Linked DNA regions of Homo sapiens: region 2 is linked to region 1. The links are chromatin loops, found by intact Hi-C in ENCODE. Cell type or tissue: mammary epithelial cell. All regions are shown on one strand. Each heading gives the region's core, and the rest is flanking DNA. Links, peaks and the distances in the headings are about the cores only.

Region 1 (17,292 bases), core at 6,097-11,096:
AAAGCTATGAAAAAAGAGGCATATCCCAGGTAATTAATTGCCAAGAAACATTTAATGATCTCTCCTCTGCTACATTTAACATGAGTCATGAGTGCTTTGTTCCAACTTAGTCATAAAGTTCCCTGGAGCCAAGGGCATGTTACTACGGCACACTAAAGGAAAAAAACCCTAAACACAGAGCTTAATTAATTTTCAACTTCTGCCACACAACTTCACACCTGAATTCCTTATCCTTTGGGCATACTTAATATAACCACAATGCACTGTAGTAACACCTACTTTATAGGCAGAACTTTCATCTACCCACAGTTTCCTCTTCTTTGTAAAACCATTTGGCTGACCATCACAAAATGGCAGTAACCAAGCTTCTCTCTTTGCAGCCTGACAGGTCAAGCACCCTACTAAATTCAAGAAAGAGACTGTTTTATACCATTATTTTGCTCTAATAACAGAGTGGGAACTCCTTTAATGTTAAGATTCTCTAGAGAAGGATGTTGTTTTAAAAGTATTGACCCACGAGAAGCAAAGGTACCTGGCAACTTTCAAAATGTGTGATATATTTGTGTCAGCTTTTTCTCCCAGGCCCGTTCTGTCTTTTGAGCATATTGAAAGAAAGCCTATCTTTTTTTTTTTAATCCAAATATGTAGCAGATGGGATGGTGGATAAATGTCAATTACTGTTGTCAAAATTTGCAAAGGCAGACCTCATTGGCTTTGGGCTTAGCACGCTACATGACAATGGAAATGGATACGACATTTGCATTTAATAAAGCGTTTGCTGAGGAAATTGAGTTGAGTCTGAAGGTTCTGCTGGTGACAGAAAGGAGATTAATGTCAAACTTCAAAGGTGGGGAAAAACTTTTAAAACTTTCAAATTTGAGCTTTTCTAAACCCACATTTAAAAACGTTGCCTTAAAACTGAAAAAAATATTATTTTGTGCTTTTTAAGATAAGTTGGGTTTTTCCATTTCAGTGCATTTGTGAATAACTCTGAGAACTATTTTCTTTTATCTATTTGACTTGAAAATATAGCAAATACATACAGATTGTATATATTCTATGCCTGCACAGCTAGTTAGACTATAAAAAATCATGTCATTTGCTGGTATTTTGTTTTCTACTCCATTGACCAATTTTTCATTTTGCCCACCTGCTGTTTTCATATCCTGTACACACTGCATAAGAGCCCTTCCCCTCTATTCTAACTCGAATCCTCAACAGAGACATAGATTTATCATTCAGTTTGGCCTCACATGATTGCCCACAGGACCATCCTGGTTTCTTCTGGCCTTGACTAGAGATTGGATTTTTGTATTTTGAAATAATCTAGCCATAAAAAACCATCTGAGTTCTTCAGAGAAGATACCCTTTCTCTCTCATCCTCCAGAATCCTATCTGGATATGTTCAGAGGGAATGATCACTACACTCAGAGTGGAATGTTTCAGAAGCTTGAATTTGCAATCAATGTTCATTTCCAAGGGCAAGCTAGGGTTTCTCCTATGTGTCTGTGTTTGTGAGGAAAGGTGAGTTCTGTCAGCATTTAAAATCTCGGTGAAGTGCTCATGAAAGGAGGCATGTAGAAGGGCTATTTTTAAGAAAGCCTTATCATTAAAGCTTAAAATTTCCCTGAATTCATGGCCTCTGCAAAGGAACCGAATCCATGGAGGCAAAGGACAAACTCCCTGGAGAATTTGAGAGTTCTCAATTGATGCAGTTTTAGAATTTGCAGTTTTGAATTGTAAAGGCCAGCAAGCAGTCATGCTGCGTTGCCTCTTGCTTGGGCTGGCTCTGAGATTATTGATTCCAAAATCCTGACTGGCATGAGAATTACCTGGGGATTTCTCTAAAAATATAGTTTTCTTCCCTCACTCTCAGAAATTTTGATTTGGTATGTCTGGACTAAGGCCCCAAAATTCAGAACACAAACAAAAAATAAAAAAAAACAAAACAAAATAGAAATCTCCAGGTGACTCTCATGCTTTGCACAGCCAGGTTGGTGAGGCCATCGCTCTTATCACACTAACCAACTTGTTTTGAAACTGAACCCTGACCTCAGCCTCATTAGTACCACACTGCTGGATACTGAAGCTAACTGGTTTCATTTGGAAATATATAACCTTGTCTCTGATCTTGCTAGAGGGCATCCATGTGAGAAAATAACCGTTCACATTATTTGTTAGCATAGCTTGATATGTGATTTTAATACTGCCCTTTAGTTTTAAACTATACTATTTCAAAAAAGTGTTTTAATCTTCAAAAGAATATCTCCATTTGAGTGGAGAAAAAAGGGAAACCTAGTTTAAAAAAATCAGTGTGATAACCATGTCCCTAAAGCCTTCTTCTCTCAGTGAGGATGATTTTACACATTTTAATGACCTGCTTAAAAAATCTGAATTTAAATCTTTTTTTCCAAGCAGGAATTACATACGTTTTAATGATCTACCATAACTCTTAAAAAAAGTTCTTATCTTGTTAATTTTGCTCCCGTGGAAACAAAGGCTATGTGCAATGTGTGTGTGTCTATAAAGTCATTGAACACTGATTGTTCATTTTTTCTTTAAAAGCAGGCAGACATCATCCTACGGCAAGGTCATCTTACTGTTTGCAATGATACATGGTTCTGTACACTAGGCTTGCTTTTGCACCTCCTATGACCATTATTGATAGAGAAAATAAAAAAATAAAGAAGTCAGTTTGTACCAAGTGAAGGCTTAAGAAAAAAAGATGTCAAGAAGAAAACTCAAAACTCTGTCCTTAAAGAAGGTGAAAGATTTTAATGGTCCCGTTGATTTATCTAAGTCTACCTGGAACACATTAACCAAAATGGTTTACTGAGTAATCTCTTTCAAGCAAGACCACAGTAGAAATATTTCAAAGAATTTAGGAGCTCAGGAAATCTCTGTGCTCAGTGAAGCAGAGAAACGCCCTAAGCTGCAGATGAAAGCAATGCACACTGATTAGTATCAATGCAAAAAGAGATAAGGACATGTTCTTAGGGCCCTGCTGCTGTGCTCTGGGTCATTGGTTCACAAACTAGTGTGCGTATGAATCCCCTAGCAAGGTTGTAGAGAATGCAGATTCCTGGGCAGTGACCACTGAGATCCTAATTCATAAAGATTGAAACAACAAAATAATTTTAATTTGCTAGCCCTGTGGTTTAGCTTACACCTTGAGGTATACTGCTCTGGATAATTTATTTAGTGAAAATAAAATCAAATTTCAAAAGTAAATATTTTCCCCATATATAAAAGGAATGATAGGGTGGAAACTATAATTTCGGTCATAACTATCATTCATTTGTAGAAAATATGGAAACTTCAGAAAAATAGAAAGAATACAACTCATCCAATGGTCCTCATTGAAGCATTATGTGACACTTTCTATGAAGATCTCTCCTCTTCTTTTTTTTTCAGATTCTAGTGGATTTCTCTCTGTGGCTTACTACCTTTGGCTGGAAGTTACTCTCTATTTAGTATGTCGACTAGTCCCTCCCTTAAGTAATATATCTCCAATTTTCCTTTAACTAGTTCCACTTAGATATCCTACTATCATCTCAAACTTAAGCTTATCTGAAACCATTTGTATTTTTTTTTTAACCATTAAAACTGGCTCTTTTTATCTTCTTGTTAAGAGGAACAATATTTGCTCCAACACATGCAAGAAGCTTCAATACTTTTGTTTTTTACATTATCATTCTCTAACCCATTGCTACCGTCTCCTAATTCATTTTCTTCAAGTGCTCTTTACAACCATTCTTTCTGTTCATTGCAGATATCAGATGGTATACATTCACATGGCTGCACTGACTTTGAAATGTTCAAGCACCTTCATCAGCCCCTGCCCTGAGCCCTTAAGTACCCACTACCCTGTTGTTTCTCCTGAGACCTCCGCAACAACCTCACATGATCCAGCAGCTTAAGGGGTTATATTTGGCCCTCCTGCAGACCCCTGCCCCCCAGAACTCATGCTTCAGCCCTCAGAGAGCCTCACTTTTGACTGGTCAGTCTCCATGCTGCCCTTCATACCTAAGTGACTATAGCCATGACTTAAATCCAGCTTTTCTGAACTTGAATTATGTTATGCAACATCACCACATCTGCCTTCCTAAAAACCTGCTTTCATCATCTCCTCCTCTGAAACCTTATTGAAGTCATAGATAAGTACTAGACAAGTATTGAATCAAATTTACTTAATAATTGAATTGAATTAGGTAAACTCGATTCAGTAAACTATCAAGAGTTTACTATGTGATAAGTACCAATCATTTGGGGTAAAGGGAAATTACAAAAATGAACTATATAGAAAATTTAGATGGTTTAATATGAACACCAGTAAAGATAGGAGAAGGTGTAACGTGTAAGAAAAGAGGCAAAGAATAGTATATGTTAATAACTTGGTTGGAAAATTTTGTTCTGAATGTCATCTAAGGTCATTGGGGAGATGATTGCATGCCTTACACTGCAGCTCAGAAATCTTTAACTATTTTTCCATGGCCTTCAGGCCTCCTTATGTCCCAGTAATACCCCTGACTTTCCCTTCTAGCTTCATAATTTAACCCATCTTTTTCCCACGGAAACGACCACAGTGTCAATGAGCAATCAAATTTCTTAGACAAAAGGAAAATTATTATTTCTTTAATCTTTAAAGCTTCGGTTGGAACCTATGCTGCTGTGGTGTTTTATAGCTTGTTTTGTATTGAAAAAGATTAAATAGTATATAATTTTTACTTAATTTTCTGTACAATATAAATAAATACTTCAAAAATTCTCTATTCTACCCACAAAAGAAAAATGCCATTGACATTTTTATATGTTTTTGATTCATTCTATGAATATTTTATTAAGTATGAGATTATTGAAACATATTATTTTATAGCTCATTAAAAATAAAATAAGGATTTCCTTCTTACCAAAAATAATTTTTTATATGTTGTTACTCATATTTCAAATCACTTAATTATGCCGCATTGTTGGAAATTTAGTTTTTAAAATTTTTAACATTATTTTGAACAATGCTGTAGTATTTATTATTTATTATAAATATTATTGTACATAAAGTTAGTTCTCATATTATTACCATGAAATGTATTCCAAGAAGAGAGCTTATGAGGTATTAAATGGTTTATATTTCTTCATAAATACAGCCAAATTACTTTCCAAAGGATATTTTCAATCAATTCTTATTCCCATGAATAAAAAAAGAGAATACCTATTCTATCACACTTTCTTCACAGCAGTACAATTTTAATGCTACTATTGTAAGCAAAAACTATATGAATTTTTTCTTCGATTATTATTGAACTTGAACATTATTTTTCCTGTTTGGTAACTGGTTTCTTCTTTAGAATTACTATCATATCAGTGTAAGTGTTAATGATTCTGTCATGAATCCAAGTTGAAAACAAATACCTGGTACAGTTGGAAGAATATATGGCTAGGAGTTAGGAGACCCAAGTTTTTTATCTTTAATGCCAATTATTAGTTGTTGACCGTAGACTGATAATTTAACCTGACTTTGCTTCAGTCTGATATGGGGATAATTTATTTTTATATATGTCATGAGATATATAATAATGTTATGCAGAAGTGTTTGAAAAAAACAGAAATGAAAAATATAAGTTGATGGTATTTTTGCCTCTTCAACAACAAATTTTACTACAAGAAATATCACTGATTCATCTTGCATAAAATTTGACAGCAACATTAATTCCACATTCAACTACATTTGTTGGGACCAACTATATGCCACATATAATTACACAGTAATTATATGAAGTAAAAAAAAAAATGAGTAAGTCAAAGGCCAGAATTTCAGAATCTCAGAGTCTAAGAAGGGAGAAAGATACATAAGTTAAAAGATAAGAGATGCACACACACACACACACTTGCACATACGTATGTATATATAAATACAATGTAATAAATGTTATAAAAATATGTAAAAGGTTGTGAAAACAAAGAAGAGAGAAGAGCAAAAATTTGACGAAGTCTTCTGTAGAATGAACATTTATGCATAAGGTAAATAGAAATTATCTAGATAGAGAAATGAAGGAAATGATACTATATGAAGGGAAACAAAATGCAAAAAAAGATGCTGAATACTGAAGGAGGGTGTCTATAGTCTAGAGACTAAGAAGGCAGGACTCTGGTTGTAAAGGCCTTTGTATACTCTTTTACAGAATTTGCATCTAGCCATATTCAAATTTAGTCATGATGATTAACAATTTAATTAACTATTTCAAATTGGCAAATGTTGACCAAGATATAGGCATCCCATGCGTGGTATGATTTGATTTCTTCTTTTGAAGTGAGAGAGTCATGAAGAAAACATTTTTAGGAATGATCTCTGCTTAAGTTCAGGGAGCAATCACTAATAAGTATTGACTCAATTATTCATTCAAGATTGTATTAAGTGTCCACTAAGTACAAGGCACTGAATCAAGCCTAGAAGATAGAGTGAGATCTCCATGTCTTCTTAGGGATTACATTTTAGTAAAAACGATAACCACTGGATGAGTAAACAAATAAGAAAGGAACTGACAAATTGTTAACAAATGCCATGAAGCGAATAAATGGGGATCTTCACTCATTCAAATAGATTTTTAATGCCTAAGCACTGTTGTAGGTTTTGACAATTTAGTGATACACAAAACAGTTAAAAGTCTCTATGCTCAGGGAGCTTGCATTCTTTCCAGTGGGTGATGAATTAAGTAAGTTAAGGAGAAAATAAACTTACATAGAGTGGTCCTGTAGACTGAATGTTTATGCGCCCCTCAAATTAATATGCTGAAACCCAATCCCCAATGTGATGGTATTTGGAGGTGAGGCCTTAGTGAGGTGATTTGGTCATAAGGGCAGAGCCTTCATAAATAGGATTAGTGCCCTGATAAAAGAGACTTTAGAGAGCTCCTTCACTCTTTCTTCCATGTGCAGACATAGCAAGAAGACTGCTGCCTGCGAATCAAGAAGTGGGTACTTACCAGAGCAGACACCAAATCTGGTGGCATCTTGGTATTAAACTTTCCCGCCCCTACAACTGTGAGAAATAAATTCCTGTTGATGATAAGCCACCTAGTTTATGGTATTTTGTTATGGCAGTCCAAGATGACCAAGACAGGTGGTAAAGAAAGGCCCTTCTAAAGACAGACTATTTAAGATAAGAACTGAAAAGTACAGAGACTGGGAGAAGAGCATTCTTTGCTGTGGAAAGAGCAAATGCAAAGATTTTGAGGAAAAAAAAATGGCTTGGCCTATTGAAGAAACAGAAAAGAGACCAGCATGGCTGTAATATAGTGAATAAAACTTTAAAAAGATGAAGTAAGAGATGACAGAAAGATCACTTCAATTGCTCAGTACAAAACTGGAATAGTGAAGGGGAAGAGTAAAAGCAAGAAGGCAATTTAATTTAATAGGCTATTGCTGTTATCTGAGTGATAGACTAGGGTGGCTTAGACAGGGTGATGGCAGTGTTGGTGAACGGATGAAAAGATGGATTTGAGATATATTTTGGTGTCATAAATCGTGTAATTTGCTGGTGAATTAGATATGGGAATTGAGAGAAAAATAGAATACAAGGTTGTTTTCTGCATTTTTGGATTAAGCAACTGATGGATGCTGGCACCATTTAAAGAGATATTAAAGACTCAGGAAAATAATAGGTTTGGGCGGAAAACAAGAACACTATTATAAATTTGAAATGCATATAGATATTCATGTGGAAATCTGACTGCTTATTTCAAATAAGCAGTTAGAAGGCACTCGGGGGAAGTTGCTTCTGTAGCTATAAACATGGGAAGTCAGCAGCTTCACAAGTAGATGTAAACTGTGGATTTAGAAGCGTTTTAGACAACAGTGAGGAAGAGAGAGTGAGCAGAAAACAAAAGATGACCCAGCACAAAGCTCAGTTACTCCAACACTTAGAGTTGAAGACAGCAAAGGAGGCTGAAAAAGAGCAGACAAGGACAATAGAAGAGAGAGGAGTGTTACAGAAGCTATAGTACCTATGTGTGTTTTCTTTTTGTGTAAGATGAGTGTATTTTCTTAAATCTTAATCCATACAGTTTAAGTGGAGCTGATTCTCTCCCAACACACAAGACCCTCCCCAAGTCTCTGCTCTCAGTTGGGCATGGTATGAGACTTGCTCAATTAAAGCCTTCTCACTACTCCCACTGATACTCACAGGAAAGAGGCATGTGGTGTGTGTGTGTGTGTGTGTGTGTGTGTGTGTGTGTTTGAGTTTACTAAGACCAGGAAAGACAAGGATGATTGATAAAAGTCTAGAACTGTCAATAGCCATCTTTGTTACCATGTGAGGTTTACCTGCCTAAAAACTGAGATAACAGCAGAAATGTAAGCTGAGAGGTAGAGAAAAATAAATAAGTTTCTGATAATATGTGTTTGAACCTCTAGAGCCAATGATGCCTTAAACTAGCACCATTCCTTGAACTTCCTGGATAAAAGAGCCAATAAATTCCTTTTGTGTTTACATAAGTTGGTTTGAGTCATGTTCCTGTTACTGGCAACCAGAAGAGATAGGACTACGATAAAAGATATTTCAAGAAAGGTGGAGTAGTTAATTGTGTCAAAAGCCATTGGAAAGTTAAGAGAGATGAGGGCAGAAAAATATTCCTTGGATTAGACAACATGGAGTCACTGATGACCTCATGGGAGAGATATCCGTGCAGGGGTGAGACTGGAAGTCTACCTGGGGTGGGGAAAAAACAAATTGGCAGTGGTTGAGTGGAGACAGTGAAAGTGGCAACTTACTTAAAAAGATCTTTTGTGAAGAAAAGTAAAGAAATAGAGAGATCACTGGAGAGGATTATGGTACCAAAGTAGACGCAAGGAAATATTTGATATTTATCTTCAATCATTCTTTCATCAAGTATTTATCCAAGCATGATTATCTATATATTAAGCTATGTTAGCCCATGAAAAAAAATTAAAATTCTGTCATTACCACTCCTTGCTTCCTAACTTACAGTGGTGATGATAGATTTTTAAATGAAAGTTAAAGTGTTATAACAAAAGTCTTTGCATGTGGCAAAAATATAATGAAAATAGATTACTTTTCTCTGTCTGACTCATAAGATTTTGTAGTTCTTAAAAATATTTCCTCAATATTGCTCAAAAGTATTTGGCACTGATTGAAATGGGCCCTACTCCTTTGAATAAAAGAGGAAGATTTTACTCATTCTAGGTGGATGCATTTAATTAAAAAAAAATTCAAGTCAGTGAAATCATCTTTTATTGCCAATTTTCTTTAGTAACAAATGGTAACAAAGAGCTACAATGCAGCAATTCAAGAACAACAACAAAAAATATTTAATGCTTATAAAGTACCAGGTACTCTGCAAGGTGGTGAGAATGAAGAAGTGAAAACACAGTTTTTGATACCTAAAAAATTAGTGTCCAGTATGGAAACAGGTATAAGCAATTAAAAAATTCAATAAGAATCACCATAGGAAGAAACACAGGACTCCATAGGAAATCTTAGGTGGAGTATCCCTGTTAGAGTCAGTGAATTTTTCTGAATGGAAGTAGAACTGAATCTGGAATTGTGAGTAGGACTTGGAAAGGCAGTTGACTTCCTTTTCTTAGCAGCTTACCCATTTCTCATAATCTGATCCAGCCTGTTTGCAGGCAAAACTCTTCACACTGTAACACATAGCAAGTGCTCAATAAATGCTGCTTAACTATTATTATCAGTAGGCTCCTACCTCTACATAAATAAACACAAGTAATAAGCCAATATTAGTTAAGAAGAGGCAGGCAATTACTGTTTGTGGAGATAATTAAGCTTTGGTGTTCTGTAGACTAAATTTAAAATTTATCTACTTAAAATTTATTGACTGTATTAGTTTGCTGAGGCTACCATAACAAAATACTACACATCGAGTGACATAAACAGCAAAATGTATTTTCTCACAGTTCTAGAGGCTAGAAGTTCAAGATCAAAGTGTCAGCAGGTTTGGTTGCTTTGGAGGTTTCTCTCCTTTGCTTGGGGATGGCCACCTTCTTGCTGTGTCCTCCCATGGTCTTTCTCTGGTTTCTCATTTTGTGTTCAAATTTCTTCTTCTTATAAAGACAACTGTTAGATTGAATTAGGGCTCACCTTAACTGTCTCATTTTCATGAAGTCACCTTTTTAAAGGCACTATCTTCATATAGTCATATTCTTACATACTGGGGGTAGGGTTTCAACACATGAATTTGAAGGTCTTACAGCAGTGGCCTTGGAAACTTACCACGGTAATCACTTGGGGATTCAGTTTCCTCATCTATAAAAAGAGGATAGAACACGGTGCCCTAGCTTGTATTTGGATGAGTTTCAGAATGTGGCAGTTTGCAAGACTAGTGGCCTGGTGACCACTTCTGGTATCTACTTGCATAAATTCATACGCACTGGTATTTTTTGGCAAGAGGTAAAAGGTGGAGGTTTTTGTTTGTTTGTTTTGGTTTTGATTTTTGAACACTGTCATTTGAGAACAAGGGAGGAAGTAAATCCAGTGTCTTCTTGAAGTGACATAAAGTCCTGATAGAGAGACGAACTGAAGTAATTTCTTTGAAACTCTGGGTACAGGGAGTGCTCGTTTGGGACCCAAGAGTAAAATTTCATATAACATTGGGGAGTAGGCTAGTTTTCCCACTTTTGGAAGCAACATAATACTGCTCTTTTATTTTCAGTAAATTCCTATCTATTAGTTACCTTTCCTGCAGTGACAAATAGCCCCCAAATCTCAGTGGTTCACAAAAACAAACTTTGATTTTTTTGGACAAGTGATATGTCAGGATTTATGGGTTGGCTGCAGCTGCCGTGACTTTGTTTGGCTCTGCTGGGCTCAGCACCGCATGTCTTCTTATTTCAGCCCCTTTGTGGAACATGCCATTGTCATAGCAAGGAGGGAAGAGCAACAGAGCTGGTAGAATCACATGATGTCTCCAAAACTCATGCTCAGTTGTGGTGAACAGCATGTCTTCTCACAGGCTATTGACAAGGAAAGTCTCATGGCCAAGCTCAAAGTCAAAAAGGCAGAGAAATATATGAAAACTACATGGAAGACAGCATCGGGCTGATATATTCGATCTAACAGAGAAAGAGATGAATATTGCAAACAAAAATACAGCTTACCATATGCTACTGTTTGCTGCTCATTTGAAAAAAAAAAGCTTAGTCCTCATTCACATTAAGTAAAGAATTACATTTATTTTCTTGGATAAAACATGTCACTATATTTCCCTAAATTTCTGATTAATTGCCCCAGTCATCCACTTCACTGTCACTGTCATTTATAGCTATGTAAACAATTGGGGGTTTCATACGAGTAGAAATATCAAGTAAATATGCAAAGGAATCATCTTCAAAACCAAGGACGCATTACAGTGAAGTTCAGACGTAGGCACAGATGTGGCAGGAGACATTTTCTGTTGAGGTCTGAGTTTAAACAAGTGAGACTGGCAGCAAATGTTTATATGAAAGTGGTTTACATTGTCTTGAATTTTTATACATATTACATATTTGTGTGTTTTATTTTTAAATCTGTTTTTAAAATGAGTTAAACACTGAATTAGAGTTTGAGAGTTTGCTACCATTACATATCTTAATTATATAACTGACATCCACTGCTTTGTTTTCATGCTCACTATGGAGACTTCTCAGTTATTTATTTATTATTCATTCATTCTTCATTCATGTATTATGAAACATTTACTAAACCCGGAGTATGCAGTATATTTGGCATTGGAAAGATATAGATGAATTACCATGTCTCAACTTGAAAGAGATCACCATCTAGTAAAAGATATAGATGTGCAAAAAAATAATTACAAAGTTTAAGTCTAATACAAAGGTGAGAAAAATAGCCCAGCAAAATGGAAAAGAAAGTGCTCTCTAGAGCTGGACAGATCTGGGCTCAGTTCTCAACAGTTACTAGGTGTGTTACCTCAGTCAATCTACAAAACTCCCTGTGGCCAGATGGCTTATCTGTGAAATGAAGACCATTGCACCCATCTTATTTTTTTTAATGAAGATTAGGAATAACATGAGTAAAGCACCAACTATAGTTTCAGAACATTATAAGTGCTCAATAGAGGCAGCATTGCTTATTATTTTATGATATTTACTGGAAGAGCTATAGCAACTCAAAATACTCGTTTGGAGTAATAAGAATTACTTGTTTGGAGTAATGAGACAACATCTGGGAAATTTTTCCAAAAAGGTGACAATTGAGAGGGAAATGCCTTGAATATTCACGGCAAAGGGCAAAATAGCAAGTACAAAGGGACAAACACGCATGAGTTTTGGTGTCACTGAAAAAAGAATGCACAGGGTGGGGGAAGAAATTGGCAAGATGTGAGAGTGTGAACATTGGGTGCAGCAGATCTTAAGACGTGCAGGTGACATAGGAAAGAATGTGAACTGCCAGACTATTTCTTCATAACTATAGCTGTCTGGCTGTTTTCTAACCCCTCTCTCACCTCACCTGGCCCCCTAGAATTTGTGACAAGTAGTTCCAAAAGTCTTTTACTGTGGTCTTTAGGAAACTGTATGTTGTTTTTCCTGCCTGCTTCCCTCTTCCATCCCTGCAGTGCTGGCCACCTCCAACCCCTATCTTGCCTGTCTCTCACCTCTGCTCTGAGAGTTCCTGTTACCTTTCACCATCTGCCTAGTAGGTGAGACATGCCTCATGATGTCTCTGCTTTGTCTTGTGGTTTCTATTTTCAGAAACTAGTTAAGGATCTTATTTTAATGAGCTCATCCTCAAGACCAATTATTTTTATTTTGGAAATATAGACTTCCTTTGAAAATGCTTTCCAAAATATTTTTTTCCTGTTTTCCTCTCTAAACCCTTTCATGTTTCCTTCCTTTTTACTCTTTCCTTTACCATATCTGATTTTGAAATTGCTCATTTCCATTTTTGAACATCTTTTCTCTTCAGCAAAGCATTCCTTTCCTCATCGGCAGGTAGAATTTGAAGTTTCCTTTTTAGTGACTGTTTCTTGCCTTTAATGCTGAAACACTCACAAAACCCCATTCAACTGTAAAACAATTAGGCATTGTTGATTTGCCCCTCTTCTGCTGCTAGCTGGTAAAGAGGGAGCCCTCTGAAGCTTGTTCTGTTGTTTCAGGAAAGCACAAGAACTGTTCACATGGAGGAATCTATACCCTACCTCTGGGGTCTATACATAATATGGAAGAAAATTGCTTTAGAACCAGCTTTACAAACCTGTTGTCTAGTGACAATGTGGGTTGCTCACATTCACTCTCTCTCTTTTCCTGGTTATCCGTGTTTCTATCATTTAGTTTTGCTCTCCCTTCCTCATTATTTGAAGTTGACCTACATTCTAAAGATTTCGTCGAGAGTCTCCACTTATTTGTTTCCTATTTGTAACTTTTCAATTCTGTGTGATTTCCTTTGTCTCACATTTTTATGGTCTTCTCTTTACGATTTCTGCAAATTTTTTAGAGGCTTCTTCACATTGTTCTAAATATCTTCAGCCTTACATTTCATATGAAACAATTTCAGACAATCTCAGGGATATTTTAGGCAGTACATGTATTCTTAAAATTAGCTTTATTGCCTGGCACAGTGGCTCATGCCTGTAATTCCAGCAGTTTGGGAGGCTGAGGCGGAAAGATCACTTGAACCCAGGAGTTCGAGACCAGCCTGGTAATGTAGTGTGAGACCTTGTCTCTATTAAAAAAAAAAAAAAAAAAAAAGTAACAACTAGCTGAGCATGGTGGTATGCACCTGTAGTCCCTCCCAGCTACTCAGGAGGCTGAGGTGGGAGAATCACTTGAGCCTGGGAGGCAGAGGTTGCAGTGAGCAGCACTGGAGGCAGAGGTTGCAGTGATCACACTACTGCACTCCAGCCTAGGTGACAGAGAAAGACCTTGTCTCAAAACAAGCAACAAAAAAGTCAGCTTTACTGAAGTATAATCTACATAGAATAAAAGTCAAGAATTTAAGTGTATAATTTGAAAAATTTTGACAAATATATACACCTATGTAATCACTAGTCCAATAAAAATACAGAGCATTCTCATCAACTCTGAAGCTGGTCTCCTTCCTGCCTTCTCCACCAACCCTTTGCCTCTACAGCAGTTCCTGCCATGATTAATCTGTTTTCTGTCACTATAGTTTTGCCTTTTCAAAAATTTTATACAGATGGAATCACACGGTATGACACAATAGTGTTTTGTGTTCAGCTTCTTTCATTTAGCATAATATTTCTGAGATTCATCTATTTTGTTGCATATATCTGTAATTTATTGCTTTTTGTGACTGAGTAGTAGTATATTGTATGACTGTAACACAATTTGCTTATCCATTTAACAGTTTATGGACATTTGTGTTGTTTCAAGTTTTGGAATAATATGAATCAAGTTGTTGTGAAGATTTGCATGCAAGTTTTCTTGTGAACATATTTTCACTTCTCATGGATAAGTACCTAGAAGCAAGATTGCTGGATCATATGGATCAAGATTGCTGGATAAGTGGCTGTATCATTTGCATTCCCTACAGAAATACACAAGAGCTGTCTCTCTTCCCCAATACTTGGAATCAACATTTTTTTTTTTAATTAACTTATCCCATGAGTTTGTAATGCTCTTATTGTGGTTTTACTTTACATTTCCATAATGATTAGTGATTTGGAACATGTCTCACACGCTTATGTGCCATTTATATATTTCCTTGGTGACATGAATATTTAAATATTTTGCCTGTTTAAAAATTTTTTTAATTTTTAAATCTTATTTATTTTTATAATTTTTTAATTTTTAAGAATAAAAAACACTTTTAGGTTCAGTGGTACATGTGCAGGTTTGTTATATAGGTAAACTGTGTATCATGAGGGGTTTGGCATACAGATAATTTCTTCACAATGGTAATAAGCATAGTACCTGACAGGTATTTTTTTCTGATCCTCTCTTTCCTTCCACCCTTCACCCTCAAGTAGGCCCCAATGTCTGTTGTTCCCCCCCTCATATTTATGTGTTTTCATTGTTTAGCTCCCATTTATAAGTGAGAATATGTGGTATTTGGGTTTCTGTTCCTGCATGAATTTGCTTGGGATAATGGCCTCCACCTCCATCTATGTTGTTGCAAAGAACATGATTCTGTTCTTTTTATGGCTGCATAGTATTTCATGACATATATGTACCACATTTTCTTTATCCATTCTACCATTGATGGGCATTTAGGTTAATTCCATGTCTTTGTTATTGTAAAATAGTTTTTGTCTGTTTTTTAAAATAGGATTTTTTTGTCTTTTTGTTATTGGTTTATAAGATTTATTTATAAATTCTGGATGAAAATCTTTTATCAGCTATATTTGGCAAATGTTTTCTCCCAATCTTCACTTATCTTTTCATTTTTTAAAATGATGTCCATTGAAGAGAAAATATTTAATTTGGGAAAATTTATCAACTTTTATGGTTTGGGCTGTTTGTATCTTATCTAAGAAATCTTTGCCTAATCAAAGGTCACAAAGAGTTTTTCTTATATTTGCTAGTAGCAGTTTTATAGTCTTTGTTCTTACATTTAGGTCTTATGCTCCATTTTGAATTATTGCTTTATAAATAGTGTGAGGTAATATTTGAAGCTAATTTCTTTTTGCGTTTGGATTTCAAAAGGTTCCAATACCATTTGTTGAAAGAAAGCCTATTATTTCCTTTAGTGAATTACCTCAGCAGATGTGTCAAAAATCAATTGATTCCACATTTGTGATATTTCTGGACTGTATCTTCTGTTTCCTTAATCTGTATCTCTTCTTTTGTCAATATTACATTGTCTTATTACTATAGTAACAAGTAAACCTTGAAATCAAATAGTATTAAGTCTTGACATTTTGTTCTTTTCCCAGTTGATTTCAGCTGTTTTAAGTCTTTTGCATTTCCACATAACTTTTAGCATTAACTTGTTAAATTTTTTTAAAGCTTGGACTTTGATTAAAATTACATTGATTGTATAGATCAATGGAAGAGAATCGACATCCTAAATTACTGCAACTTTTGGTCTTTGAACATGTTTTGACTCTCCATTTATTTAGGTATTCTTTCATTTTTGGGGCATGATATTTTATAGTTTTCAATGTACATGTCTTGCACATAAGTAGAATTTTTGTTACTTAAAATTTCTAATTTTTCATTGGAAATAACTAGAAATATAATTGTGATTTATAATGATTTTGTATTATGTAACCTTGCTGAACTCACTTATTAGTTCTAGTTGCTTTCTTGTATATTCCTACTATTTTCTACATACAAGATCCTGCCATCTGTGAATAAAGTCAGTTTCATTGCCCCCCTTTTCAATCAGCATTCTTTTCATTTTTAATTGCCTCATTACACTGGCTGAGACTTCCAGTACAATGTTGAACAGCAGGGGACAGAACAGCTATCCTTTTTTGTTTCCAATAGTAAGGGGAAAGCATTCAGTTTTTCATCACTTGGTATGATGTTAGTTATAGGGTTATTTTTGTAAATTTCTTCTATCACGTTGAAAAAGTTTTCTTCCATTCTAGTTTTTTGAGCATTTTTATTATGATTGGATGTTGCATGTTATCAAATTCTATTTCTGTATTTATAAACATTGTCATATAGCTTTTTATTTTTAGCCTACTAATATGGTTAATTTTATTGATTGACTTTTAAAATATTAAACCAAACTATCATTCCTATGACCAATACCACTTGATCACATATTGTTCTTTTGTTTTTATTTTTTAGAAATGGGGTCTCTCTATGTTGCCTAGACTGGAGTGCAGTGGCTATTTACAGGCATGATGATGGCATTCAACACCCTGAAAATCCCAGACACAAGCGATCCTCTGGCCTCAGCCTTCCAAGTACCTGGGACAACAGGTTTGTACCACTGCACCCAGCTTGCTTTGCTCTTTTTATTTATGGCTAATGGCTATTTACAGGCATGATGATGGCATTCAACAGCCTGAAAATCCCAGACACAAGCGATCCTCTGGCCTCAGCCTTCCAAGTAGCTGGGACAACAGGCTTGTACCACTGCACCCAGCTTGCTTTGCTCTTTTTATTTATGGCTAAATTTGATTTGCTAAAAGTTTTTAAGAATTTTTTTTTTCATGAAGGAAATTAGTGTAGTGTTCTTTGTGATATCTTTGCCTGGTTTTGGTGTCAGGATAATGCTGGCCTCATAAAGTGAATTGAGAAGTAGTCTCTTCTATTCTCTGTAAGAGTTTGTGTAGTATTGACCTTTTTTTCATCCTTGAATATTTGGTAGAATTCACCAGTAAAACCACCTGAGTGTGAAGTTTT
Region 2 (17,292 bases), core at 5,952-10,951, 92 kb after region 1:
TCCTCTTTAAGGCCAATAACTCTTAGATTTGCCCTTTTGAGGCTATCTTCTAGTTCTTGTAGGCATGCTTCATTCTTCTTTATTTTTTTTTTGTTTCCTTTGACTGTGTATTTTCAAATAGCTTGTCTTCAAGCTCACTAATTTTTTATTCTGCCTGATCAATTCTGCTATTAAGAAACTCTGATACATTCTTCAGTATGTCAATTGCATTTTTCAGCTCTAGAATTTCTCTTTGATTTTTTTTAATTATTTCAACCTCTTTGTTAAATTTATCTGATAGAATTCTGAATTCCTTCTCTGTGCTATCTGAATTTCTTTGAATTTCCTCAAAACAGCTATGTTCAGACACAGGTATGTGTCTGAAAGGTCACATATCTCTGTTTTTCCAGGATTGATCCCTGGTGTCTTATTTAATTCATTTGGTGATGTCATGTTTTCGTGGATGATTTTGATGCTTGTAGATGATGTTATGTTTTCCTGAATGATTTTGATGCTGGACATCGAAGAGTTAGGTATTTATTGTAGTGTTTGCAATCTGGACTTCACAACCTGTGCTCATCTTTCTTGGCAAGGTTGTCCAGGTATTCGAAGGAATTTGGGCCCCAAACTCAGTAATGCCATGGTTCTTGAAGACTCATAGAGGTACCACCTTGGTGGTCTTGGATGAGATCTAGAAGAATTCTCTGGATGACCCAGCAGAGACACTTGTTCTCTTCCCTATATTTTCTCCCAAACAAATGTCACTTTCTGAAAGGTGCAGAAGCCCCAGGTTTATCTTGGAACCTCAAGAGGAGAGGAAATTCACCCAACTCATGGGTATTTGATGGCACAATTCCATGGCTGGGCTGGGCTTGGCTTTCAAAAGTCTTATTTGAGGATCCTCCTATGAAACAAGTTCCATCAAAGCCAATTTAAAAGCCCATGAAAAAATAATTATTATTGCTGCAATGTATACAAGTAATTAGGCTAATTATAACAAGCAAACCAGCCCTACCATGATTTGTCTTTAGTAAACTGGGAATCTAGAGAGAGAAAGAAAATTATGTTTTAAGATGATTTACACCTGTTTTTAGATTCTAGCCTTGCCAAATGTTGTTTGTTTTGTTTTTTCTAATTTTTATTATTTTCTACAGTTTGGACCACATTCTAATTTTTCTTGGCTACAAGTCTTCAAAATAGTGTTTTCAATTTTTTTCTTCTTTTTATTTTTAATTTAGAATCACTGAATACTAAGTTGTGCTTTCTTAAAACCCTAGGAACTAAAGCCAGACAACTTAAACTTCAAAAAAAAAAAAAAAAAAGGTAAACTGTTTACATACGTAAGTCACTTTTATACCTGCCTATTAATATGTGGATTTCAGAGTAATGTGACCTATATTGATTCTCCCAGGATTGTTCTTTTGTTCGTTGTTGTTTTTTCTTCCTTCCTTTCCACTATTTTCTCTTCACAGGACATGAGACTTTACAGTGTGCTAAAAATGAGCTTTCAGGACCTATTCATCTAGAAATAAACCATCCTAGCCATGAGAGATCATATGAAACTTGAGACCAGGGATTCATTTTCTTGTTAAATGCTTTCTCCAAAATATTTTAAAAAGAAAAGGCGAGAAATGTGGGAGGAAAGAACCTTGGGTGCCTTCAAGCTGGGAACCAGTCAGGACAAATCTGCCCCCAATTCTGTTCAAAGTCATCCCTCTGCTCACAGATAGATGCATATTCTGATTGCCTCTTTTGGAAAGACTTATCAGAAACTCAAAATAATGCAACCATCTGTCTCTCACCTACCTGTGACCTGGAAGCCCCTAGTGGGGGACCTTGCTTTGAGTTGTCTCCGCCTTTCTGGATTGAACTAATGTACTTCTTACATATATTGATTGGTGTTTCATGTCTCCCTAAAATGTATAAAATCAAGCTGTACACCTACCACCTTGTGCACATGTCATCAGGACTTTCTGAGACTGTGTCACAGGTGCGTCTTCAACCTTGGCAAAATAAACTTTCTAAATTAACTGAGACCTGTCTCAAATGTTCTGGGTTCACAAGTGATTCAAGACTGTCTCTCTTATCCTCTTTAATGTCTCTTTTAGCAGTATGAAGTTAAAACCTGTTATCGTAATTGCTCACCTGATGTTTGGTTCTTCTAAAGGTGCTTTTTTTGTATGCAGATAGTTGATAAAATTTGGTATTCCTGAGGAGGGAACAATCAGTGGAACATTTTATTTCACCATCTTGTTTCACTCTCTTCTTTGTTTTTTTTTTAAACTATATTTTTATATTTATTTTCTTGGTAGTTGCCCTGGAGATTACAATGTGCATTTTAGCCTAAAACAATCTACCTCAGATTAAGACTAAATTAATTCCACTAGTGTATTAAAACTTTGCTCAAATAAAGCTTCTTTTCTCTTTCCTCCTTTGTGCTATGATCATCACACAAGTTAAATGTTTATATTTTATAAGCCTATCAACACTATTTTATAATTATTGTTTTATGCAGTTGTCTTTTAAAATAAGAAAAAGTTAATATTTCTCTGTTTACATATCTCTACTCATGCTCTTTATTTTTATGTGTGGTGCTGAGTTACCATCTGATATCCTTCCTTTTTAGCCTAAAAGGCTGTGTTTGGAATTTTCTGTCAAAAAGTTGGGCAAACAACAAATTATCTCAGTCTTTGCCTATATGGAAATGTCTTGATTTCTTCATTTTTGATATGGCTTGGCTCTGTGTCCCCACCCAAATCTCATCTCAAACTGTAATCCTCACGTCGAGGGACAAACCTGGTAGGAAGTGATTGGATCATGGGGGCAATTTCCCCCATACTATTCTCGTGATAGTGAGTTCCCATGAGATCTGATGGTTTTATAAGGGCTCTTCTCCCTTTGCTCTTCCTGCTTTGCTCTCTGCCCTCTCTGTCTTTCTCTTTCTCTTACTGCCTTGTGAAGAAGGTTCTTGCTTCCCTTTTTCCTTCCACCGTGATTGTATGTTACTAAGGCCACCCCAGCCATATGAAACTGTGAGTAAATTAAGCCCGTTTCCTCTATAAATTGCCCAGTCTCAGGTATTTCTTAATAGAAGGGTGAAAAAAGGCTAATACAGTACATTGGTACCACAAAGAATGGGTCACTGCTATAAAGATACCCAAAAATGTGGAAGTGACTTTAGAACTGGGTAACAGGCAGGAGTTGGAATAGTTTGGAGGGCTCAGAAGAAGACAGGAAAATGTGGGAAAGTTTGAAGCTTTCTAGAGACTTGTTAAATGGCTTAGCCCAAAATGCTGACAGTGACGTAAACAATGACATCCAGGTTAAGGTGGTCTCAGATGGAGATGAGGTCCTTATTGGGAACGGAGTAAGGTCACTCATGCTATGCTTTAGCAAATAGACTGGTGGCATTTTGCCCTTGCCCTAGCCTAGAGATCTGTGAAACTTTGAAGTTGAGAGAGATGATTTAGGGTATCTGGCAGAAGAAATTTCTAAGCAGGAAAGCATTCAAGATGTGACCTGGTTTATTCTGAAAGCATTCAGTTTTATGTATTAACAAAGAGATGGTTTAAAATTGCAACTTATGTTTAAAAGGGAAGGAGAGCAAAAAAGTTTGGAAAATTTGCAGCCTGATGATGCAATAGAAAAGAAAAACCCATTTTCTAGGGAGGAATTTAAACTGGCTGCAGAAATTTGCATAAGTAATGAGGAGCCAAATGTTACTTGCCAAAACAATGGGGAAAATGTCTCCAGGGCATGCCAGAGACCTTCACTGCAGCCCCTCTCATCAAAGACCCAGAGGCCTAGGAGGGAAAAATGATTTCCTTTACCAGGGGCCTCCTCTACTGTTCTGTACAGCCTCTGGACTTGGCACCCTGTGTCCAGGCCGTGGCTAAACAGAGCCAACATACAGCTCAGGCTGTTACTTCAGAGGATGCAAAGCCTGAGCCTTGGTGGCTTCCAGATGGTGTTTTGCCTGTGGTTGCACAGAAGTCAAGAATTGAGGAAGGGGAACCTTCACCTAGATTTCAAAGGATGTATGGAAATGCCTGGATGTCCAGGCAGAAGTTTGCTGCAGGGGCAGAGCCCTCATGGAGAACCTCTGCTAGAGCAGTGTGAAAAAGAAATGTGAGGTGGGAGCTCCACAGAGAGTTCCCATTGGGGCACTGTCTAGTGGAGCTGTGAGAAGAGGGCCACCATCTTTCAGATCTCAGAATGGTAGACCCAATGATAGCTTACAATGTGTGCCAGGAAAATCCACAGAAACTCAATGCCAGCCTGTGAAAGCAGCTGAGAGGGGGCTGTATCCTGAAAAGTCACAGGGCTGAAGCTGCCCCAAACCATGGAATCCCACCTTTTGCATCAGCATGCCGTGGATGTAAGACATGGAGTCAAAGGAGATCATTTTGGAGCTTTAAGATGTAATGACTGCCCCACTGGATTTTGGACTTGCATGGGGCCTGTAGCCCCTTTGTTTTGGCCAATTTCTCCCATTTGAAATGGGAGCATTTAACCAATACCTGTACCCTCATTGTATCTAGGAAGTAACTAGTTGTTTTTGAGTCCATGGGCTCATAGGGAGAAGGGACTTGACTTGTCTCAGATAAAACTTTGGACTTGGACTTTTGGGTTAATGCTGGAGTGAGTTAAGACTTTGGAGGACTGCTGGGAAGGCATGGTTGGTTTTGAAATGTAAAAAGGGCATGAGATTTGGGAGGGTCCAGGGGTGGAATAATATGGCTTGCCTCTGTGTCCCCACCCAAATCTCATCTCAAACTGTAATCCATATGTGTTGAGGGATAGACTTGGTGGGAGGTGATTGAATCATGGGGGTGGTGTTTCCCATGCTGTTCTCATGATAATAAGTGAATTCTCACAAGATCTGATGGTTTTATAATGGGCTTTTTTTGCTCTCTCTCTCTCTCTCTCCTGATGCCTTGTAAAGAAGGCCCTTTCTTCCCCTTTGTGTTATGCCATGATTGTGTGTTCCTGAGGCCTCCCAGCCATGCAGGACTATGAGTCAATTAAACCTCTTTCCTTTATAAATTACCCAGTGTCAGGTATTTCCTTACAGCAATGTGAAAATGGACTAATACCCTTTTGAAGATTAGTTTTGTTAGATATATAATGTTGATTGACCACCTTTTTCTTTCAACACTTCAAATATATTATTCCACCTTCTGCTGCTCTTGGTTTCTGTGAGAAGTCAGTTATTAATATTATCAAGGAGCACTTGAGTTATTTTATCTTACTGCTTTCAAGATATTGCCTGTGTCACTGATATTCAGCACTATGACTATGTTGTGTCTGGGTTGGAGCTCTTTGAGTTTTTCCTGCTCAAAGGTTGTTTATTGAATTTTTGGATTTGTAGGTTAATGTTTCCAATCAATTTAAACAGTTTTGGGGCATCATTTCTTCAAACATTTTTCTTTTTATGTCTTTTTCCCACTCCTTTCCTTCTAGGACTGCCATTTTACATATGCTGGAACACTTAATGGTGTCCCACAGTTCTCTGTTTTAATTTTTCTCCATTCATTTTTCTTTGTGTTCCTAAGAGTGAAGAATCTCAATTAATTTATATTTAAGTTTACTGATTATTTCTTCTAACTTCAAGTTCACTGATTCTTCTGCCAGGTCAAATCTGCTGCCAAACCCTTCTACATAATTTTTCATTGCAGTTCTTATATTTTCTAAGTCCAAAATATCTATTGGTTAGTGTTTCTATAATTTCTCTCTCTTTGTTGACTTTTCTTTTATTGAACCTGGTTTAAGATGGTTTCTTTTAGTGCAGCATCTGGACTCCCTCAAAGACTGTTTCTGTGGACTGTTTTGTTTGTTTGCTTTTTTCTGTTATGTGCTGTATTTTCCTGTTTATTTCATGTTCTGATTTTTGATTGAAAGGAAGAATTTAGATAATATAGTTGATTCTCTTTATTTATGGTAGTTATGCTCTATAAAGTTACTGCAAATGCTGAATTAGAGAATATTGTATTGTTTCTCCTGTGGGATATATGTATATGTGTGTTTGTGTGTGTGTGTGTGTATATATATATGTATACATGTGTGTGTATATATATATAATTGCCTATGTGTGATATATGTATATGTGTGTATGTATACATGTGTGTATATATGTGCATATATATGTATGTGTATATATATGTGTATATGTATGTATATGTATATATATGTGTATAATACATATACATACAGGCTAAATGTATATATATACACATATACATATATCCCACGTGGGCAATAACACATATATAGCTCCTGTGGGATATATGTATATGTGTGTGTATATATACACATATATATATGCACACATATATATGTATATATACATGTATATATATACACACACATATATATACACACACATATGTGTGTGTGTTTCTGCTTACACACACACATGCACACATTATATATACCACATAGATTAGAATTTTGACAACTGAAAACAATTTATCCTGACAGACTTTTTAAAAACAATTTGCAAAAGAGAAAACAAGGAACAAGGTTCACAATTGTTAAGTGACTTGCCTGAGGCTGCCCTACTACTGTCTTAATCCTGTGGCCATCTTTGTATGAGAGGTAAAATAAGAATGCAGAGAATGTCGTCTTTGATCTCAGCTAAGAACTTGCACATTGGGTACTCAAACCTTTCATCACTCTGTACATTTACAGTCATGTGAACAACTGTGAAAGTACTTCAAGTATTGATTTTGGAGTTACAAATAGATTTTAGCAAGTAGGGAAATTCAAAAGTATGAAATCTCTGTATAATGGAAATTGTCTGTATATTGTAGCAATTCTCAAATCAGACCCCCTTTTGTTAGTGCTGTTTTGTTGTTGTTGCTGTTGCTGCAGTTGTTTGTTTATTTACTGACTTTCCAAGACTAATGCTGTAGGGTATATATTCCCCACAGTGTGTAGCCAATGAAATATTTGCTTTTCACTTATTTTTCTATCAGTTTATTTACTTCATTGCTTGTATTTTAAAATCTGTATTTATTGAATTCACCCCAGGTCAGCATAGCCTAGTGATCAGTCAGTGATTGGGCAAAATATTTCTTTGAGCCACTAAATCTTCCACACTGTTCTAAGGGATACGCGTACATGGGGGCACACCTTCAAAGTTTAATCAGTTTACACATCTGCATTAGCTTTCACTTCCTGCTTGCAGTGTTCACCAAAGTCACCCCATATGAATAAATAACTAGTGCTCCATTCAGTCTTTCCTGAGCACGTGCGCAGGCATACAAGTACTAGGACTTCTAGATCGCTAGTAATGGATTGAGGCTTTTCAAAACCCTTTAGGGTTGTGTCATTGCTTAGATCTTCCTTGCAAATTCTTGACCAACTGATACTTGCAATCTTAAGCAGTTGTAATATTAATTATTGCAGATAATTGTACTTGTTTTTGACAATGATCTGAAAATGAGGCTTTTCTGTTGAGCTGACCCCCAAGTCAGGCTAAATAGCAACAATGCCCTGGAAATGGGACTTTTCCAGAGAACTCTAAGTATAGTCAAATACAGAGAACACTCTGGGGAATGGTATAATTTGCAGAGTTCCAAAATGGATCAGCTGCATCCGGTGGGTGCAAGGCTGATGGTTAGGAGAGCTACCATGCCATGGACCTGGGTTTGGGATGGAAATATCCCCAAAATAAAATGCCACAGACTCTATTTTTGTTATAAAAATCTAATAGTTTTGCTAAACATTTTCTACTTTGTTGTATGCCTTTGGTTAATTTCTAGAGTTCTGAAATGGTTAATTTTGATAATTTTGATAACATTTTCTTTGTTTTTAATGGAGAAGAGTTAGCAAGGTCCTTACTCTGTCATCCAGGAAGTTCTACTTCAATCAATTATTTTTATCACTTTGACTGGAGACTAACATTCATAACAGCAACCTAGATTTTTTTTTACCATCATATTATGTTTATCTCTGTACCTATATCTCTATTCCCTAGCTAAACCAATAAGCTAATCACCATTAATATGTCTTTTTTCCAGTTATTCAACAGGTTTTTGAGCAACCACAATATGCACAATACTTTGCTATTTACTGTGGAGCATATTAAAGAAAACTTCAGACATCTACCTTACCCTCAAGGACTTTACAGTCAAATTGAATAAGATAGACATAATAAAAATAAATACAAAAACTTGAATTATGTAATGAGTTCCATAAAATAGTAGATGTAGGCAACTCAAAAAGTTCTAAGAAGTTATACTTTGTCTGAAGACATCATAGAATTCTTCATGAAGTTGTGACACAATACATTCATGGATGAGAATATTAACCCGTTGTAGTTTCTGAATATATTTTTTTACATGTCAAATAACCCAAGATGATATATGAGGCACTGACCAGGTTAATGGGGAGACATGTTGAAGCAAGCAGGTTTTCAGCATCCCTCAAATCTTACTATATCTGTGACATCCTAAAGAAACTGGGTTATGGCATCATCATTATCCTTGATCATCATTTATTTTAAAGATAAAATCATTTCATTTTTCCCTGTGCAAAAGTGAGTCATGATCACTCATTTGAAAGTTATTGCGAGAAATACTTTGTCATTGAAGGGCAAGGATAGTACTCCACATAGTTGGAGGAAACTAAAAGCAAAAGTTTGTGTATTAACAGGACCAACATTGCAACTACTTTCATGGTAATAAAGTGTTAACTTTTATTTCATCTGTGAGCAAGCTGGTCATGTCCATATTTGGTGCACTAGAAGATGTTGAATGAACAAATGGGGCATCTGTGGAAGCCCAAAAAGAATGAACATCTTCCAAATAAATGTCTGGGCAAAATAAGCAATCAAGAAACAGGTCTGTTCAATTCCACTGTGGGCTCTAAAAATAGGTATACATGAAAATAGAGTCAAGTGTTTTACAAAGTGCCTTGGCAATAAGAAGTGCTATTTCAGTGAAGTGTAAGTCCTAGGAATTCAAAGAGTTGGGCAAAGCAACTAATTGGCTAAGTTATAAACATGGTTTGCTAAAGGGAGACACATTAGTAATAATGACATGCATGGTGGGAACCCCTGCATACAGCACCATAAATCTGACTAACTAATGTAAGCAAGACAAAAACCAGCAGCTGAAACAAAAGACCTGAAAAACTTGCTGAAAAAAGTTCACCACAGAACTGTGAATAACTTAGTAGGAACAGTAATAGACAATGCCAGCCAGTCTTTCTACATGACTAGAGCATTACAATTTGAAAGTACTCAAATAAAGATGAAATACTAGATGTTGAAATGCATTTTGTGTGTTTACTGGAAGGTGGTTGATGTTAATCCTTTTAAATCTCTGTTCAGTATTAAAGCTTAGAGAACCCTTCATATGGCAGCAAAGTGTCATTTTTCAAAGGGGGTGTAATGGAAATAATCCTCATATTTGTTGCTTGATTTTTAGTCCTCATTCAGCTTATGTGAAATTGAGACTCATTTTACAGGCTGATTATGAAACATTATAAATCTCAACATTTAACCAAAGCACACATAAGAGTGAGTTCTAAATTATCCATCATCTAAAGTGTGGGAATTAAGATGATAAAGGCGGGCTCAGCTCCAAAAATGATGTTGCCATTTTCCATAAATGTGCTACTTTCTGGATGCCTTAAGTTATCAATAATTTTTTTACAATAACATATTTATTAAGCAGAATAAATCTGGATACCACAACAAAGACTACCACTTGAGACTTTGACCTCTGCATTTCTCTCCGGGGGACACTTTATATAGTATAAAATAGCACAGAATCCTCTTGTTTACTTAATGTGACACATCAGCACTTGAATTTCAAGCCAGGTCTATTGATGCTAATCTGTAATTCTCCTAAGCATGCCAGATGTGGTTTCTAATTTTCTGTGTTGACTCGGTTAGCCTGTGGTACTCAGTTTTTGGTTAAACACCAGCCTAGTTGTTGTGGTGAAGGTATTTCTTAGATGTGATTAACACTTAAACAGTTAAACTTTGAGAAAATAAGATTACCCTCCATAATAAGAGAATCCTCATATAATCAGTCGAAGGCCAAAGAGAAAAGACTAGAGTCACCCAAGGAAGAGGAAGCTCCACCTCTAGATTATCTTCAGACTTGAGACTGTAACAACAATACTTCCCTGGGTCTCCAGCCTCCAGCGGGCCCTGCATACTTTAAAGTTGTTGCCCACCTCCACCTCTCTCTCATGTTTCTGTTTCTCTCTCTCTCTCTCTCATAGCAGAACCATGATATTGGCTGTATTTCTCTGGAGAATTCTAATTTATCAGAGGAAAGAAGCTTTCCAACTTCTTCCATGCTTGGCCATCAGTGTGTCTGTACCACTTGTATAATCACCATGAGAAGTGCTGATACAGGTATAGGTATAAGTATAGGTATACATGGCAAATTGAATTCCTATAGTTATTGACTTGAAGTGATAGGCTTTCACTTAATATTGTGGTTGATAATACTTCTTGGAATGCTTCTGTTTTTCAGTTACCTAGTAGAAGTGAAATAAAGTTTTTATAAGCACTAGAAATTGAGTTGCAACATAAATCTATTGGCTTTCAGCAACAAGAAATGATGATTCTCTTCCAAAAGCAACACAAAATGGATGGATGTGGCTTTCTAGTAGTGGTGATATAGACAATAAAATATATAGAAATTAAATTCATTTTGATTCAAAAATATTTATTGAGCACCCACTATGTTCAGCGCTGGAGAGAAAAAGATAAGTAATAGCTCTGCCTTCAATAGGTCATTGTCCTGTGAAGAAGATATATAAACACACACACACACACACATGAAAATGTGTAATTAAGGCAGTGGGTAATAGGCAATTTTACTCCACCCTCCTACCTCAAAACCTATTAAAATAATAAATAATGACAAATTAAAAAAATCTTCACTAATACCAAGACATTGCTATAATTCCTGACCTCATGTTACAAAGCACGCCTAGACTGAAAAAAAGAACATGCAGAAATAAGTCCCCCCAAATTATATTCCAAAGGACATAAACAACATTTTTTAAATTAAAATGCCCCATTAGATCAATTTTGACACCCCAGAATCATAAAACAGGGAGCACTGAAAGGAAAAACCATGGTGGTGCACATGCCACTTCTATTGTCCATGATGAAGCTTCTCTGCCAAAGGACATAGCCCAGTGGGGAGGAGGATTGAAGAAGTTTTAAAAGACTATTAGATCCAGGTTGCTACACTTAACAATCTAAGAGAACATTTGCTCCTAGGGTGAAGGAAATAACTTACTTGATGAGAGTAGTGTTTGAAATAAATCCCCAAACTTTTCAACATAAAGTCCCACCACCATTCAAAGTTCAGTAATAGTCAGAAAGATACTATCATGGGAGCTATGTGTGAAAAGAAATAGAGAAAAAAAACAGACTGAAAGCAAGCAAGAATAGAGGGAAGGAACATGAGCAAAAGGCAGCTGGATAACACAAGAATAGTTAAATCATACAGTTCTATGGTACTGAATTGTAAAAACAATTTTTATCTTAAAAGAAAGAAATGAAAAAAAATCAAGAGTCATGTAAGTGTACAAAAAAATGATCATGAGACCACGTAAAAGAATGAAAATAATTCTTACAAAACTCAAGAAATGAGGGGGAAACAAAAATATCATCATGATGAAAAACATTCTAGAAACAACCAAAAAAATGGAATAAGTGCAACAGAAAAAGTCAGAAATATGGAGAATAGGTTACAGAAAATAACACCAAATATAGTGAAAAACATATATGTGAGGAATTTCAGAGAAGATAACTTAGGAGATATAACACATGCAAGAGGGCTATTTTTGAAGAAGAGAAAAGGAGTTGTTTGGAAGCTGTTAGGGCTGTTCACATATATTCTGATTTTCCAGGAATATGGCACAGTTGCAATCCTCATTTCCTTTGACAGGGATGGGCATGTGACTGGTTCGGGGCATTGAAATGTGAACTGTAAATGCTTTATAACTTAGTGTTTAATTTACTACACTCCTATTTGTCACTGTTTGGTCAACTGTAGGGACGTGTATCAAGAAGGAGTTTCCATTAGCTTGGGACCCTGAGCAACTATAATCAGCTGAGCCCCTGGTGAACCATGTTGCACTTGTATGAGCAAGAAATAAACTTTTGTTGTGTCATGACACTAATATTTTGCTACTGCAGCATAACTTAGACTGATACAAAAATGGTGTGGAAAAATATTCCAAGGTACACTGGCTGTTCCAAAAGAATTAGTACACTTTTAAGCTTTATTTATTTATTTATTTTATTATACTTTAAGTTCTAGGGTACATGTGCACAGCATTCAGTTTTGTTACATATGTATCTATGTGCCATGTTGGTGTGCTGCACCCATGAACTCGTCACTTACATTAGGTATATCTCCTAATGCTATCCCTCCCCTCTCCCCCGACCCCACAATAAGCTCCGGTGTGTGATGTTCCCCACCCTGTGGCCAAGTGTTCTCATTGTTCAATTCCCACCTATGAGAGAGAACATGTGGTGTTTGGTTTTCTGTCCTTGCGATAGTTTGCTCAGAATGATGGTTTCCAGCTTCATCCATGTCCCTACAAAGGACATGAACTCATCATTTTTTATGGCTGCATAGTATTCCACAGTGTATATGTGCCACATTTTCTTAATCCAGTCTATCACTGATGGGCATTTGGGTTGGTTCCAAGTCTTTGCTATTTTGTAAAGTGCCGCAATAAACATACGTGTGCATATGTCTTTATAACAGCATGATTTATAATCCTTTGGATATATACTCAGTAAAGGGGAGGCTGGATCAAATGGTATTTCTAGTTCTAGATCCTTGAGGAATCACCACACTGTCTTCCACAATGGTTGAACTAGTTTACAGTCCCACCAACAGTGTAAAAGTGTTCCTATTTCTCCACAACCTCTCCAACATCTGTTGTTTCCTGACTTTTTAATGATTGCCATTCTAACTGGTGTGAGATGATATCTCATTGTAGTTTTGATTTGCATTTCTCTGATGGCCAGTGATGATGAGCATTTTTTCATGTGTCTGTTGGCTGCATAAATGTCTTCTTTCAAGAAGTATCTGTTCATATCCTTCGCCCACTCTTTGATGGGGTTGTTTGATTTTTTCTTCTAAATTTGTTTAAGTTCTTCGCAGATTCTAGATAATAGCCCTTTGTCAGACGGGTACATTGCAAAACTTTTCCCCCATTCTATAGGTTGCCTCTTCACTCTGATGGTAGTCTATTTTGTTGTGCAGAAGCTTTTTAGTTTAATTAGATCTCATTTGTCTATTTTGGCTTTTGTTGCCATTGCTTTTGGTGTTTTAGTCATGAAGTCCTTGCCCATGCCTATGGCCTGAATGGTATTGGCTAGGTTTTCTTCTAGGATTTTTATGGTTCTGGGTCTAACATTTAAGTCTTTATTCCATCTTAAATTAATTTTTGTATAAGGTGTAAGGAAGAGATCAAGTTTCAGCTTTCTACATATGGCTAGCCAGTTTTTCCAGCACCGTTTATTAAATAGGGTATCCTTTCCCCATTTCTTGTTTTTGTCAGGTTTGTCAAAGAACAGATGGTTGTAGATGTGTGGTGTTATTCCTGAGGGCTCTGCTCTGTTCCAGTGGTCTATATCTCTGTTTTGTTAACAGTACCATGCTGTTTTGGTTACTCTAGTCTTGTAGTATAGTTTGAAGTCAAGTAGCGTGATGCCTCCAGCTTTGTTCTTTTGGCTTAGGATGGTCTTGGCAATGGGAGCTCTTTTTTGGTTCCATATGAACTTTAAAGTCATTTTCTCCAATTCTGTGGAGAAAGTCATTGGTAGCTTGCTGGGGATGGCATTGAATCTATAAATTACCTTGGGCGGTATGGCCATTTTCATGATATTGATTTGTCCTATCTGTGAGCATGGAATGTTCTTCCATTTGTTTGTGTACTCTTTTATTTCGTTGAGCACTGGTTTGTAGTTCTCCTTGAAGAGGTCCTTCACATCCCTTGTAAGTTGGATTCCTAGATATTTTATTCTCTTTGAAGCAATTGTGAATGGGAGTTCACTCATGATTTGGCTCTCTGTCTGTTATTGGTGTATAAGAATGTTTGTGATTTTTGCACATTGATTTTGTATCCTGAGACTTTGCTGAAGTTACTTATCAGCTTAAAGAGATTTTGGGCTGAGACGATGTGGTTTTCTAATTATACAATCATGTCATCTGCAAACAGGAACAATTTGACTTCCTCTTTTCCTTAAGCTTTAATAAGTTCAGAAATATGTTACCAATTTAGCAAGGTGTAGTGGCTCACACCTGTAATCCCAGCACTTTCGCAGGCCAAGGAGGGGGATCACTTGAGCCTGGGAGTTTGAAATCAGCCTGTGCAATATAGTGAGAACTTGTCTCTACCAAAAAATATTTAAAAATTAGCTAAGCATGGTGGCATGAGCCTATAGTCCCAGCTACTAGGGAGGCTGAGGTGGGAGGATCACTTGAGTCAAGGAGGCAGAGAGGTTGCAGTGAGCCAAGATGGCACCATTGCACTCCCACCTGGGTGACAGAAAGAGACTATGCCTCAAAACAAGTAAATAAATGTTACCAATTTGAAAAAATTTGAAAATTTCATTATCTATATTTTATACTTGTTAATTTTTTAAATGCATTTTAATTTTACTTATTGCTTGCCATCTTAAATCAGCTGTACCAAGAAACTTAAAAATGTTTTGTTTGAAATTTGCAATACTAAATAAGTATAAAAACATAGAAATAGCTTTCAAATTATGAAGTTGGTAATTTATTTGCTTTACTCACTACTTTGTGAGCTGCTTGATGAAAGAGACTGTGTCTTTTATTCATTCCTTCTTTTTCTTTTTTAAGGTGAGAACAGTGCCTGGCGTCATTTAGATGTTAAATAAACTTTTCTTGGACAGAACTGAATTGTTAATGCTTTCAATGTTGCTATATAGATCATGCAGGTTGGTTCTTTTGACTAAGGATTACAATGGAAACCATTTGGCCTCTATGTGTACATGCACAATTACAGTTGTCCCTGGAGATTATTTACTTTTGATAGTATGACCTGAAAATATCAACATAGAGTCATGCATGTGATCCCTGCAACTCAGGAGGAAGAGGTGGGAGGATCACTTGAGGCCAGGAGTTGGAGGCCAGCCTGGTCAACGGAGTGAGACCCCATCTCTCTTGAAAACAAAAAAGGAAAAGAAAAAAAAAAAGAATAAAGCATCTTAGATGCATAGGCTACTGATTGTTATAGTACGTTAAGTTTGAGATTGAACAATTGTGAAAGAGTCGACTGATAGAAGTCATTATATAATTATGTCAAAGTCAATGTTTTTTGAAACTAGTTTACAAATGACACAACAACATTTTACAATTTAAATGAAGTTCAAGTTGAGATATCTGGAAATGTAATTGACAGCATTTTTTTCTTTATTTGAAAGCACAGTGATCAATAATGTTTTGGGAAATAAATTACAGACATGAAACTGAGTGCATAAATACCTTAGTCTAATCTCCCTTTTAAATATCATAATTATCTTCTTTATTACACATTCAACTCTTATCAAATAATGTATGTGGTCCTTTAAAAAAACCCCAAAAGATTTCACCTTCATCATTAATACAGAAGAGATGTTGGTGGAGGAATCCTTTTTTGGTAAATCAAGTACCTGTGAATTTAATACTCTTTGGCTTACACTTTAGCTCCTGTTTTTGATTAAATATGTTTTCACACTGTCCTGGCTCTCCCCTATTTCTGTTATCACTATTACTTGTTTCCTTTGCTAACCCCTCTCTTGCCTTTTGTAGATAATTTACTGCGTTCAATCCTTAGCTCTATTATTCATAATCTCCTTGACAATCTCTTCAACTTCTGTGACTTAAAATATTGTCTGCACATTGAAGACTTCCATTTCAACATCATCAGCCCTAATAAATTTCCTGAGCTCTTCATTTTTATTTTTATTTCCTGGCAGACACGCCAACTAGAATTCTTTGTAACCTCTAAAAACTTACCAATCTAAAAACTGATCTTACTATTTCACCTGGGAATATCTTATCAGGATTTTATACCAATGGTTCTCAACTGAAGTTTTGAAGACAGAAGTTGAGGTTGTTAGGGAAGTGAGGTTGAATCAAAATCACATATGGATGTTTTCAAACCAACCTCTTTCCACATAATCTGTGCCAGAATTCCCTGATGCAGGGAATAAATAAAGTAACCATAAAATGAAAAAAACTTATGGGTGATTTTGCCCAACCTTCATTCCTTCACTACTTTCAACTGAAAATGGCTATGTTAGGCTCATAGATATCCAAACTCTTTCCTTCTTGTCCATTCCTTATAAATACCACCATGATATGTGATCAAAGGTCTGAGACTGAGCTGAGGGATTTCTTATTAACATGAGAAAGAGAAAAGAGAGAGAGAAGGGGCTGGCAAATTCTGTGGAATGGTTTAAATTATGAAACATCTCTAACATCAGATTCATATTCTTTTCTCCCGTTCTCTCTACAACTGCTTAATTTCAGGATTACCAGCGTACCTCGACTTCTGCAATGACCTAAGTGACTTCTCTGCCATTAGTCTTTATTCCAATCCCATCCATCCTATGCACTGCTACCAAGAAGTGTAAATATAAATATGTTGAGTGTGTGTATGTAATTGAAGTATAATTTAAATGTAATGCAATTAATCTATATTTAGTGTACAATTTGATGAATTTTGAAACTGTATACAGTCATGTAACACCAGGACCATCATGGTATAGAAAGTTTCCATCACTTGAAAAGGTTTCCTCATGCACCTTTGCCATTTGTCCCATCTGCTAATCTCCAGCCTCTGGACACTGCAAATTTTATGTGTATCTATATATATATGTATATGGAAAGGTAACGCAAAGGCTAGTAGAAAGTGTATGCAAAACATATGCCTGGAAAACATATATATATTTATATATATCTATATATTATATATATATCTGTAGTCATGGGGTTTTTTTGAATTTCAAATAAATGGAAACATACATCATGCAGTATTTACATCTGGCTTCTTTCATCAAGTATAATGCTTCTGAGTTCCATCAATACTACTGCATACATCAGTAGGTTGTTTCTATTTGTTACTGAGTAGTTATTCCAAAGTATGTCTGTATCACAATTTGCTTATCCATTCACTAGTTGTTGGGCATTTGAAATGTTTCCAATTTTCAGATAATATGAATATAAATATTTGTGAGAACTTATGCTTTCATTTCTCTCAGGTAAATATATAAAAAATAAGATTACTGTATTCCAAAGTGACTGT

Evidence for each region. A loop is a pair of places that touch in the nucleus more often than their neighbours do. Peaks named below come from ENCODE experiments on the same cell type or tissue, not always from the same donor. Only the 100,000 strongest peaks of a DNase experiment are listed, where the experiment ranks them.
Region 2: a loop joins it to region 1, with 3.0 times the contacts of the local background. A loop is called at or near these places in 1 of 110 quality-filtered maps.

What each region holds. Positions count from the first base shown.
Region 1 is chr12:88,917,418-88,934,709 of GRCh38, reverse strand. No RefSeq gene overlaps it. Among named protein-coding and RNA genes, the nearest start is that of LINC02458, 94 kb to the left of the region's middle. In mammary epithelial cell, for the core only: no CTCF peak of the experiment used is centred there; a DNase peak (open chromatin) is centred at 8,589; H3K27ac peaks cover 2,180 bases.
Region 2 is chr12:88,825,666-88,842,957 of GRCh38, reverse strand. No RefSeq gene overlaps it. Among named protein-coding and RNA genes, the nearest start is that of LINC02458, 190 kb to the left of the region's middle. In mammary epithelial cell, for the core only: no CTCF peak of the experiment used is centred there; DNase peaks (open chromatin) are centred at 6,607 and 8,497.